Regions from separate parts of the Mus musculus genome. Here region 1 is linked to region 2. The links are chromatin contacts, found by POLR2A ChIA-PET in ENCODE. All regions are on one chromosome and are shown on one strand. Each heading gives the region's core, a stretch centred on a gene start or an enhancer-like site at or near the end of the contact. The rest is flanking DNA. Distances are from core to core; before and after follow the strand shown. Region 1 holds the start of Il6st (interleukin 6 signal transducer). Region 2 overlaps Ankrd55 (ankyrin repeat domain 55).

The links. ChIA-PET counts read pairs that join two places held with the same protein, here RNA polymerase II (POLR2A).
Region 1: POLR2A ChIA-PET joins it to region 2 with 18 read pairs in Patski. The contact joins the promoter of Il6st here to the enhancer-like site in region 2. POLR2A ChIA-PET finds 5 or more read pairs at or near these places in 3 of 5 experiments (Patski and embryonic stem cell).

The regions. Positions count from the first base shown.
Region 1 is chr13:112,460,965-112,467,521 of GRCm38, reverse strand. Il6st (interleukin 6 signal transducer) reads right to left here and starts at 3,452. Exons shown (of 17, transcript NM_010560.3): 1 at 3,272-3,452.
Region 2 is chr13:112,380,979-112,386,609 of GRCm38, reverse strand. Ankrd55 (ankyrin repeat domain 55) reads right to left here. Exons shown (of 11, transcript NM_029898.3): 10 at 5,389-5,481; 11 at 2,608-3,191. The coding sequence ends at 3,031. Among named protein-coding and RNA genes, the nearest start is that of Gm48837, 19 kb to the right of the region's middle. Within about 2 kb of position 3,474, at least 1 of the 3 ENCODE cell types and tissues checked has a DNase peak (open chromatin) inside an H3K27ac peak, as active enhancers do.

The sequences.
Region 1 (6,557 bases), core at 2,203-4,702, 81 kb before region 2:
TGCACTGTCCAACCGCTCTCCAATGTTCAACTTTATTTAAAAATACCAGCCGGGCGTGGTGGGTGGCTCACGCCTTTAATCCCAGCACTCAGGAGGCGGAGGCAGGCGGATGTCTGAGTTTGAGGCCAGCCTGGTCTACAAAGTGAGTTCCAGGTCAGCCAGGGCTACACAGAGAAGCCCTGTCTCGAAAAACCAACCAAAAAAAAAAAAAAAAACAAAAAACAAAAAAACAAAAAACAAAACAAAAAACCAATAATAGAGAGGACAGCATAGTTGACAAAGCTCTTGCTTACAATGTGGAAAGGCCCTTTCACAATGTTCCACCCCCAGCCCACCACATAAATAAAACTCTATGCTTAGATGTCTTTCTCTCAAACCATCATGCTATTATTCGGGAGAAAATTACAAGCAAGTTGGCTTTTTATTCCAATTATGCTGAAATGACTCTTTTCGTTTTCCAACTGCAAAGCAAATATTTAAGCTCCTCATTTTGCGTGGCCTCAGCATCAGGTCTTACCTTTCACAGTTCCCAGGGCAGCCACATCTAGAGGGTGAGCTCAGGTTACCACAAACCTCCAGCACACCTTCTTGATGGGAGTGTGTGCCTGTACCCGGGCTATAGTTTGCTTCTACGGTGCCAGTGCCCTGCTGACTCTGCCTTGTTCCACTGTTTATAACCCAAACGGACATCTCTTCTGTGGGATTTCCCCCACATTCACAGACATCTGTGTTCCCAGGGCCCTTTCAGAGTTCCCTAAGAGGATTCACCGTGTAGCACTGGAGTTACACAACTTCACATGCTGAGACTCTTGAGGCACTTAGGGAACAACTAAAAGAACGTTTAGTTTGCACATGTATGTCCGTATGTAAGTGCTACTGACAGAGAATGTGCGTGTATGCAGCCTGAAGGTGCACCCAGGGCCTGGCACATGCTAGGCATGCACTCGACTACTGGCTACATTCCCAGCGTAAACATGAGCTTTAAAACACCTAATATAGTCACTTTACTCTGCCATTCATATATTCGGTATGAAAAAGAACGTATTACAGTTAAGGGCTCAGACAGAGCTCAGGAAATCTATGTATAAATATAGAATCTGATAATAACGTGTTCGCCTTTGTATAAAAGGGGCGAGTAAGACCTACTATTTAATAAGGCTTTGAAGGGCACATGAACATAAGCCAAATGTTCTGTGACTGACATACCAAGTTGCCTAAGCAGTAGATAGTAAACTGAATATATTGTGGTAACGGCACATGGTAGTCCTTTACTTTGTCCCATGGTCCCGTTCTAGCCGCAGTTCTACATCCGGATTTCGATCTCTCTAGTTTCCTCTTTACCCAAACCTTAACCAGGTTCCCAGGCTGACCTCTGGGAACCCCACTGAATATTTCAATTCCAATCCCTAAACACCCACAGTACTTTCTGTATCACTCATTATTTCATTGAAACTACTCCCGTATCCGAGTAGTTTTTCACACAGTTTGTTTACCCGATTTTGTAAACTGAAAAACCTAGGTGCTATCTCAGGCATCTTTTATAAATTCCAGAGCAGGCTGAATGCTTACTAAAATCATCTCACCAGAAACCTCACCTGTGATCAATCCACGTTTGCAATCAAAGATGAGGAGAAAGCTTTAAGAACTTCCTGCTTCCTTAGCAGACAAGTTGCAAATGTACCAGGGCCAGGTGAAGCAAATGTGTGGCAAAATGACACCTGAGATCACTTCCAGGGAAAACCCCTTCCTGCTCCCACTGCAGGGTTGTGGACAACACTCAACTCCCCAGACCAAACTGTAGGAATGCGATAAGAGATCCATCAACACAACAGTTTGTAGGCACAGGCTTTGGAGCCATGTTTTTTGAGCCTGTTCCCTTTTCTAGAAGGTAGATATTGTAACACCCACTTCATAGGTATATAATAATCAGTATTCATTCTAGCACTGAACTGAAATGCCACATTCTCTTAGGAAAAACTATTTCAAAATGAAAACACAAAGTCATAAATAAAACAGAACAAAATGCCCAGTTACATAAGAATGTTGCTTTAAATGAGCGGGTAACAGTATTTGTAATATTCTAAATCACTAATGCCAACAATACAAATTTCTACTATAAAGTTTATCCTTAGCTGACCTTTCCCCCACTGTAATTTTTTCTCTCTCTTTCTCTTGTGAGTAGAAGCAAATGAACACACACACACCCCACCCCCAGAAACCTGTGGAAAACAGAATTTAACCGACTAGCAGATTAGTCCTACAAATGTAGCATTCCAGATCAGAGCTCAAAAATAATTCCCAATGATAAATATAAACACAAACTTGGAAAATTAAGACGATGACGATCATCCCCTGATAATGTGTCAGTAATTTCAAATTAAGAGTCGTTCCAACTGGAAGCTGGCAGTCAGTCAGTCACACACGGTCTAAAAGAGTTTGTTTACAACACTGACCAGACCAAAGATTTTTCAGAAGATTCGCGCTGACATTCCAGCACTCACTGACTACTTTTAAGCAGTACAGCTGCTGTAATGTCCAATAACTATACAAATTAAGCCAAAACGAGTTTCTTCTTAATGGAAAAATGACAAGAACAGAAGTGGACCAAGCCCTTTATATTATGTTTGCTTTGAGTTTCTGAATTTTGGTTGTTCATCCAAAAGAGAGCCCCCTGCCAGCTGGAGAAGGGGACACGTTTACGCTTAGGGGAGGAGGTGAAAATCTAAAGACCGATGATGGGCTTGCTCTCGGGATGTAAAGGCACGCGGGATTTATTAGGAAGGGTACGGACCGAAGGGAAAGTTAATATTTATAAACACTGGACTTTCATTAACGCCTAAATGTTAAGATGTCTGGGTGAAAAGTTCGCTCTGGATTAAGAAACATCAAGAGCAGGGAACGGTAGCATTTCACGGGACACAGAAGACCACACTTTCTAGGGCCATGTCCAGAGTAGGATCAGGGAGCACGGCACGGGAACTGGAAGAACGCAGGACGCGGTCACCCAGGACGCGCGATCCCGAGAGGACTTTGGGGCGGGGGCTTCGGAACTGTGCGTCAGGAACGCGGCTGGAGAAGGCGGGTGACAACATCAGGGAAGTCGGAGCCCGGAGCGGGGAGGGAAGGAATGCGGGGATTCCCAGGCCAGCCCGACCAGCTCCGGGCGTGCGCTCGGCGCCGGTCCAGCCCGGCCCCGCTGGGCCTCGGGTGCCAGGTGGCGGCCGCTCCAGGCAACCCGCACCCTCCCGCGCCGGGGCCCTGTTCTTCTCACCTTCCGGACGCGAGCCTCGCCGCTCCTGAGCGTCCCTCAGCCCCGCGGATCCCGGCCCACACCACCGGTCCCTCAGCGGAGCCGCAGCCCGGATGGCTCGAAGCTCTGGCCTCCCGACCGCACACGCCACCCTCCGTCCGCCGCTGACCCGGGCTCTCCTAGCTCCGCCCCCCACGGCCCCGCCCCCCGGAGCCAGAGACCGCGAGCTCATTGGCTCTGGTCAGTCTCGGAGCGCGCGGCCATTGGCTCCGGGTCGCCGGAGACGAAGGGGCGGGACTGCAGGCCTCTGCGATTCCCGTAACGCGGCTCCCGGCGTCCGGGATTCCGGAGGCTGAGCCTGGTCGCCTTTCCTAGACTAGATCGAAGGCTTCCCCGCCGCACTTGGGTGGGTGGCCGGAACGGAAAGTTCCATTTTCTCTAGGGTAATGGGTCGCGGACAGCAACCCAGGTGCCTCCCGCGACCCCTCTCCCCGGACCTCGGCTGTCTCCCTGGGCTGTCTTCCCCAGAGGGCCTGCGAGCCTCCGGCGACTGCTAGGAGGCCCTTGGGACTCTGGAGGCAAGGGAACTCCCTGGGGACAGGGCAGGACTTAGTGGCCCTGACTGTACTCGCCCATAGTGACCGCTTCGGACCCAGGCTTAAGTAAACGAACCTTGCTACTGTGCAATTTTTGTTGTTGTTAGTAAATGAGTTTGGGTGTCATTGATTGATCCGTGAACTGGTGACCTGCCAAGAAACTGTTATCTTTTTGCGGTTTGAGTCGCCTGATGTGTGATTAGAAATACCAAGGAAAAACCTATTTCATTGTAATCCACCACCCTTCCCTTGATTGGAAAACGACCTTAAGGCTGCAATGTGCGTGAGTGCACGTGTGTGATGTGTGTATGTGTGTAGTGTGTATACAAGCAAGTTGAGAAACTTAAAAGATAAGGGATGTGTAACTGTAAAGAAACACTCCAATTTGCATTGGTTATCTTTTACTGAGCACGGAGCCCGCCCTTGGAGTGCAATTGATATAATATATAATCAGTGTAACTCCACTGATGGAAATTGATTTTCTCATTCCCAACATCTACCTTTTGTTTTGCTCTAAAGGAGACAAATGACAGGAAGCTGGACGGATGGAGGGGTGTGTGGGAGAAGTTGAGGGAACAGCAAAAAAAAAAAAAAAATCTGGTAAAAATATACTGTATACAATTCCCAATAAAAAACTTTTAAAAGTGAAGAAATGACTCAAAAAAAAAAAAAAAGAGAGAAGGCTAGAGACTTTTGGAAGAAAGGCTAACATAATGATTTGCAGAGCAAACAAATACCCATTAATTAGTCATTGTAAAGTTCTTTGTTATATTGACAATTCAGATGAGATCAAATGGATCAAACTGCAGTCTTGCTCTCTGCCCCTCCCTCCCCCTTTTCTTGCCTCTGTTGCATCTCTATACCCCCAGCTCTGAATTATGACCCCTTAGCTGTTGGTCAGCTAGTTTGAAAAAACACTGCCAAGGGCCTGGCTAAAAGAGTCTCAAACACACTAGTGGTTGATGTGCTGAAGCTAAAGATGTGTTTGTCTCTTGCTCAGGGTGTGACAAGATCGAATGGAGGGAAAAGACTTGTAAGGGCCTTTGTTCAATTGAAGACCTTACAAAGGTGCTTAGTAGGTCTGCTGAACGACTATTTAAATGCAAATCCTACGGTTGTTACTTCCCATTGCTGTGACCTTGGAAAAGTCTTGAGTTTCTTCATCTGCAAAATGAGGAGGACGGTTCTGACCTGCTAAGTTGCAAGAATGAACTTATTTAAAACAGCGAGAGGGTTTGACGCACTGTTCAGTAAATATCAGGTGTCCTCGAATGACTCCTCTGCCATCGCACCTCAGTAGACCTTTCTGCATTACAGCATTTATTTAAAAGTTTGTTTATCTGAGGTGGTTGTGGATAGAAGGAGGTGAATGTTTTATAATGGATTCACCTGCCTTGGACCATGGGTGGGGAATCCGAAGGCCTATACTGCCTCTCTCGCATACATGACTTATCACTTTGTCTGTATTGGCTCAGCTCAAGCCTTGCCACACAGCAACTCACACTTTGTGAGAGTGATTAAAATCCTGAGCAAAGGGACTGGAGAGATGGCTCAGCAGTTAAAACGCCTGATGCTCTTGCGGAGGACCCAGGTTCAATTCCCACCACCCATCTCAGGTGGCTCACAGCCAATGTAAGTTCAGTTCCAGGGAATCCAACAATCCTCTTCTGATCTCCAGGGACCCCTGCACATACATGGTGCACATAAACTCACAAAGGCACACACAAACATGAAAAGAAAAAGAAAACCAACAACTTTGACAAACAATCCTAAACAGAAAAGATAAATCAATGCTTGATGAAGAATTTTCAGAACTGCAAGACACTAAGAAGGACGCACCCACTCTGTGGAAGTTGCTTGATTTTCCAGACCCCTCTATAGAATATTGGTCCGGAAATAACCCCTTTCTAGTTAAGAGTTAATCACTAGAAATCCCCATTGAACATTGCAATGTATGGGTTTTTGTTTTGTTTTGTTTTGTTTCCCGTTGTAACATCTTGTTGGTTCTAAATATGGTTGATAATAAGTACCAGTTGGTGGAAGAGCGTATAGGGAGAAGACTGGGTAGAGGAGTGTCATATGCCCCACCTTCCTTCTGTGAGTAGGACAGGTGAGCAAAACTAATGACACATGCTCTAGGATGAAGGTGACAAATGTGGAAGACAAACTTTACCTGCTTTGGTCTACCTAAATCTGGCCCTGACCGGGATAGCTGCATAATTCCTTGTCTGTGCCCTGGAATGTTTCTGAAACTCTGTGTCAGTCTTGTAGTTGGTCACCCGCCCTAATGTCATCTAATGAGTGCAGCCTCCTAGTTGATGATTCATTGACTGCTCTGAGCTCACCATTTCTCATCCCTTTCCAAAGATCATCAGCTTCATTGTATATGCAAGCGGTCCACAGGTAAAGCCACGCCTCCAGCCCAGTCAGCTAAAGAAACGATGCCATCTCTCCTAAACCTGGGGCTGTGTTTCCTTCTCAGTACCTTTAGCCACCTACAGCTGTAAGCCTTTGTGCTCACTCCCACGGAATCTGCAGTCAAGGTGACGTTGAGACTTTGTTCTCAGAGCTGATCAGTTGTTTCCTACCTGTTCTCATCTTCCTAAGCAATGAGAAACTTATAATCAGCCATTTTAGCAATACTCTCACCAGGGTCTTCAGTTCCCTTGATCTTTGGCCGTATTTGCCTTATCAGCCTAGTTCCTAACAAT
Region 2 (5,631 bases), core at 2,225-4,724:
TTTGTGGGTCAGAAAAATGATAGTTTGGGCAATCTGTATATGGGCCTTGAAGCAAATGAGATCTACTTGCTAAGCCTGGCTCTGCCATTTCTTAGCTACATGATTTGGGGCAAATTACTTAGCTTCTTTTTCAGCTTCAAATTAGTTGTCTGTAAGAGAGAGATGGGGGATGACTGAGCAAACCTTACGTGTTGTCAAATGAAAGAATTTGTTTACACATATATACAAATGACTCAGGCCTAGTAATGAAGGGAGGTGTGTGTGGTAAAACAACACATACTCAATTTAAAAGAATAGATTCTTTGAAACTTTGAAAAGCACTGAAAAGCTGGGAATGGAATATGTGGCCTCACGTGCCCAAGGTAGGCACTCTACTCCCGCATTTACCACCAACCCCCGTGAATCCTTAGTGTGTTGGTGAGCTTTCCATGACTATACTGTCATATGTGAGTACCCGGCTCTAAGAGGAAAGCTGTATTTTGACTTGTGGATCCTGGTCCACAGGAGGCAACACACCATGCCAGGGAGTGAATGTCTAGGCTGGGAAAATACCAAGAAGACACAGGCACAGCCAGGGTCCCAGAGTTCCCTTCAAGGTTTCCAATGGCCACAAGATTTCCTATTAAGCCCCATTCCCTTTAGATTCTACCAATTTCTAACAGCATCAAGCCTGAGGTGAGTGAAGCCTTTAACACACAATCCTTTGAAAACCATGTAAAATGTAAACTATAGTGCTTGAAGATCTGCTTTTTTGTTTGTTTGTTTTTGTTTTTGTTTTTCGAGACAGGGTTTCTCTGTATAGCCCTGGCTGTCCTGGAACTCACTTTGTAGACCAGGCTGGCCTCGAACTCAGAAATCTGCCTGCCTCTGCCTCCTGAGTGCTGGGATTAAAGGCATGCGCCACCACACCCGGCTGAAGATCTGCTTTTGTCAGTTAAATAGTTCCCAATGATCAGTTTGTGCCATTAGCAACTTTACCTCCCGGCAGAAGGATGGTTGCTCTTTTGGAAGAGGCAGTAGCAACACAGCGCATCTCCATGGCTAACAAAAATCCCTGTGCCAAACTGACCCAAAAGGCCCAACACTGAAAAAGTCTTTGTATGTGCACCTATGTCAACTCAGGCGTTAGGGGATGGTGGCTTTACCCATTGCTCACTGGGTTTAAAAATATGTTTTCATCTATTGACTCAATCAGGGGCCCTCTCTGTTTTGGTCAGTGTGGTCGTTGTTATGATCATTTATAAAGATTGTAATTCCTTCTTTGCTGAAAATGTAAAGAGCTTGAGTTTCTGTACTCACCCCCACTTAAAATTAATAACATTCACACAACTTGATTTGGTGAAGAAAACGTGAGAGGAAATGATGACTCACGACTATTTCCTCTGCTTCGATCACCATGGGAACCAGGTTGCGATGGAATCTATACTATATACTGTATACTATATATACTGTATACTATATAAACTGTATACTATATACTGTATACTGTATACTAGCTAATTCTGCCAGTTGGCGCGGGACTTGTATTGTGGCCGAGGGCTACATTGACCGAGGGACTTGGGGATGCTTACTCCTGGAGCAGAAACTTGCCTATCCTGGCTGGTTTAGGCAGTACAGGGCCTAGACCACCCAGTTACTAGTGGGTGAAAACAGATTCTAAAGTAGCCTGGTGACACACTGAACAATCTAACAATCTGACGCAAAAACACCTTCCCCAAACAAAACCGACACAGAAAGAAGACCCTCTGGAAGCTGTGCCTTAAGGGTTCCTCTGTGTCCTGTAGGACCGGCTTGTCCTCAGCCCTGCTTGTGTAGAAGGCTGAGTTTTCTCTTTCACAGCCTCAAGTACAACTGGCACAGGCAGGATGGGCTTCTGACCACTCCTTACCGAGGCTGCTCTCGACCCCTCCCTCTCTCTGCTTCTACTCCCTTCTGGAAAACAAGTTAAGTGTTTGAGTGTCTTCACTGTGTCCTGGAACGTGCTGCGAGAAGAAGGTTCTGTATCATGTCTACTCCAACTGAAGAATAACCCTAGTATACAACAGTAAATGTCACACTCGACACATTTCCAAAACCTGCAGACCTGGTAGTAACTCGGAGTGTTACCGAATGTGACTGGAGGCAAGGCTGCCAGCCAACGTCAGTCTAAATAGCATGCCATCGTCTCAGTGAAAGAGGGCATCTTCCAGAACTTTGCTAAGTCTCAAATCTGAGAAGGCCTCGAAGGCAGAAAGCATTATTTTGAAACACAAAAGAAGAGAATTCTTAACAGGTAGGATATTTGAGGAAAGAGCAAGAAATTCTATCAGACCAGGAAGTACACCCTGCCAGCTCCCATGACCCTTTTTACTCCTGGGGCCATCAGACTTTCTGAAAACAACAGAAGGTGGAAAGAATTAAATGACAAGTAAGAGACATAAACACTGCCAAGTGATTTGGGTTTTAGCCAAGAGCTGACAACGTCAGAAAATATTTTTGCTGAAGCTTGAGCATTTCAAAGTCATACACTGTGACTGACAGAGGAGTTTAGAACTCAATTTTAATTCAGCGTTGTCAGGGCGAGGTAGGATGGAAATAAATAAATAAAAAAAATAAGTCTTAGGATTTGCTTTTCTTCTTATTTTTTTTTTATTCAGCAAAGCATACACTTAAAAAAATACATAAAATCACCAAATAAGAGGGAAAAAAAAAAAAAAAAAAAAAGAACCAGACCAAACAGCAAACATGGCACAACCATAAGTGAAACATACCTAAATCCTCCTCCAGGAGTGTATTTTGTTTCTCAATTACAGTTTGTAGGGCGTCACAGAAACTAATAGACTTGGTGATGTTTGCACGCCTGAAGATTCTAAGTGAGTATTTAGGGAGTGTATTTATTTGAAATAAGGAACCTTGAATTAGAAAACCATGAATGGCTTGTAGAATGCAGCTTACTAAATTAAGACTTTGCTCATATAAACTAGAGTAATCTCACCCTTGGGAAGTCGAAAAATATATATCTTCTCCATTTCCACAGAGAGCGAGCTGTAGTTAGTTTTCATCATGGGTGGGACTGGAGGAACCCCCGCTCTCTTCAGCTCGTGGTGGGTCATGTCCCCTCTGGCTCTCTCCAGCTGGTGATGGGTCATGTCCCCTCTGGCTTGGAATTGCTGGAAGCACCCGGTTTGTTCTCAGGGGTTCTCCAGATAGAACTGGAAAGGAGAAGGGGGAAGGGAGAAAGTGAGAGACGTTTTGAGATTTGCTTCTGCTAGAGGCTCTCAGGGGATGATTCAGGAGAATCCTGTGATTTCGTCAAGCACTGGATTCTAAGAAGCCAGTGGTGATGGGAACTAGACTAAGGAGAAAAGCCATGTGCTCTTGTCTAATCAAGCTTACAACACACCAACATCAGGGATTTGGGGAATGCGCAAATACAAGATTGCAGCAGCCTTGATCCAACAGGCTCTAGCTGTGTGTGCCTGTCTGAGCAGTTCTCTGGGGTGGAGCATCTGTGAATGCTCAAGTTAGCACATGGCTCTGAACAAGCCTGGAGACATTTGCTCTCATGCAAACCCCCAAAAGGCTCTCAGGTTTCTTTGGGAAAGAGCTGGGCTTGCTCTACTTCTTCTGCACTCAGCAGAATCGATTAGGTATCTTTGTCTTGTCTCCTGGAATTTAATTGTGAAAGCCTCTCTGACTTCTTCAGGCCACCTTCAAGTCCAGGCCAATTAAAGGAGGGTACTGGCCTGAGTTTCCCCCAATGAGAAACATTGGCACCGCTCAGAACCCTCACTGTGTGCAGTAAGGGAAGGGGTCAAGTGTGTCCAGGAGGAATCCTGGCTTCCCACTTCTAACTCCTTCTCTGCACAATTGGCTTCAGCTCTGGGTTTTCATTGCCATGAAAAATGACCCAGCACTTCCCCATAGCTCACTGTTGTGCTGTATAGAGTTCTCACACTCTTGGTTGGCCCCATTCAAAGTTTAGCCTGGGGTAGAAAGGGCAACTTGCCTAGTGACTCCGTGTAAATAAACATGCCAAGTGTCTTAGGTGTGTAAGTATGTCGTCTCACTTAACCCCTTGACGGTCTCATTATGCTGATGTTACTGGTGCAGCTACACAGGGCAAAGAGTTAGGAGCTTGTCTGAAATTGTTAGGCCAGTTCCAAAATGATCTAATTCGCCGTCGAATGCAGAGGCTGTGTGTGTGTGTGTGTGTGTGTGTGTGTGTGTTAAACAGGGCAGTATTGTGTACAAAGAAGAAACTAAGTTGGCATCTAGTAAATGCTGCTTGTTTCATGAGGCAGCTGATTCTCTATCCATTAGAGATTTTCTTTTGTTAGACGTTATCTATATAGCCCAGGCTGGACTTGAACTAGCTATGTAGCATAGGCTGGCCTCACTTTCTCTGTCTTCTTGCTTCAGCCTTTTGACTACAAGCATGAGCCACCATGCTTAGCCTCTGGCTTTTGCTCCTGGTTGTTCTCTCTGCTACCTAAGTGATACTGGAAAAGTCCTTTCTGAACTTAGTTTTCCTGCCTGTGTAATGGGAATAGTGGTAAAACCTACCTCCTAATATGGATGTAAGGATATATAAACTCATAGTTCTAGGTGTTTGGGGCTCCTAAAATAAACATAGCAGGAGATATTTGGGCTCATTCAGTTTGAAGGTTTCTGGCCTAAGAGAGTATATTTTACATAAAACAGTGTGACATAAATTAATAAAGCTAACTAATGAAGGCAGAAGAACTATGCGTGCTGGATAGGCAGCTAGTCCTGCATTTGGGAGGCTGAAGCAGGAGAATTGAGAATTTCAGGTCAGATTGGACTGGCAGACAGTGAGACCATGTCTCAAACAAAATAGAACAAACCCAAACCAAACCAATCAAACACTTCCCTTCAGCTTAGGAGTGTTTGGGCTGGATCCCACACGGTAAGGGAATCGGTCACCTTCAGAGCCCTGCCCCTGCCCCACCCCCTTTTGAGACTTGTTTCCTGTAGCACAGGCAGCTCTCAAATCCCATCATTAGACATCCAAGACTGGGCTTGAACTTCTTGTCCTCCTGAGTGCTGGAATGAAAGCCATGTCCCAACACATCCAGCTTAAAGTACATTCTTAAAGACATTAGATAATACATGGCCAAATAAGCTCCTGCTATTGTGTTTGTATTTCAAACAAAATTCCCTGAAGTGGGGGAGATTATTTATTTATTTATTTATTTATTTATTTATTCATTATTTATTAAGTAGGCATTACCAACTTCAAGGTCCTATTAGGGGATTTCCTCTGTGCACAAGTATTGGCACCCGATGGCCTTTTGACAAATAATTAGAAACTGAACCACCAATGAGCTTGTCTAGACGGATACCACTTGTGGAGAGAGCTGGGGAGGGGCTCCCTCCGGTCCTTACATTTTTGGTCTGGCAGAGGTGCAAGGCTGTTCCGAGTGAAGGGGAGATCTCTGATTTTAGGTCTGTTTGGGGAGAGATGCTGAAGAGCTTGTCCTGGGAACAAACACATACCTGTTAATCACTCAAGACTTGACCAAAAGCAATTTATAAAGCCCGATGGACACCAGAAGGTGCTTACAAACCAAACAAAACACTTTTTATTAAATTTGCACACCTACAGGGAATGTCTCCAGGGGGAAGGTG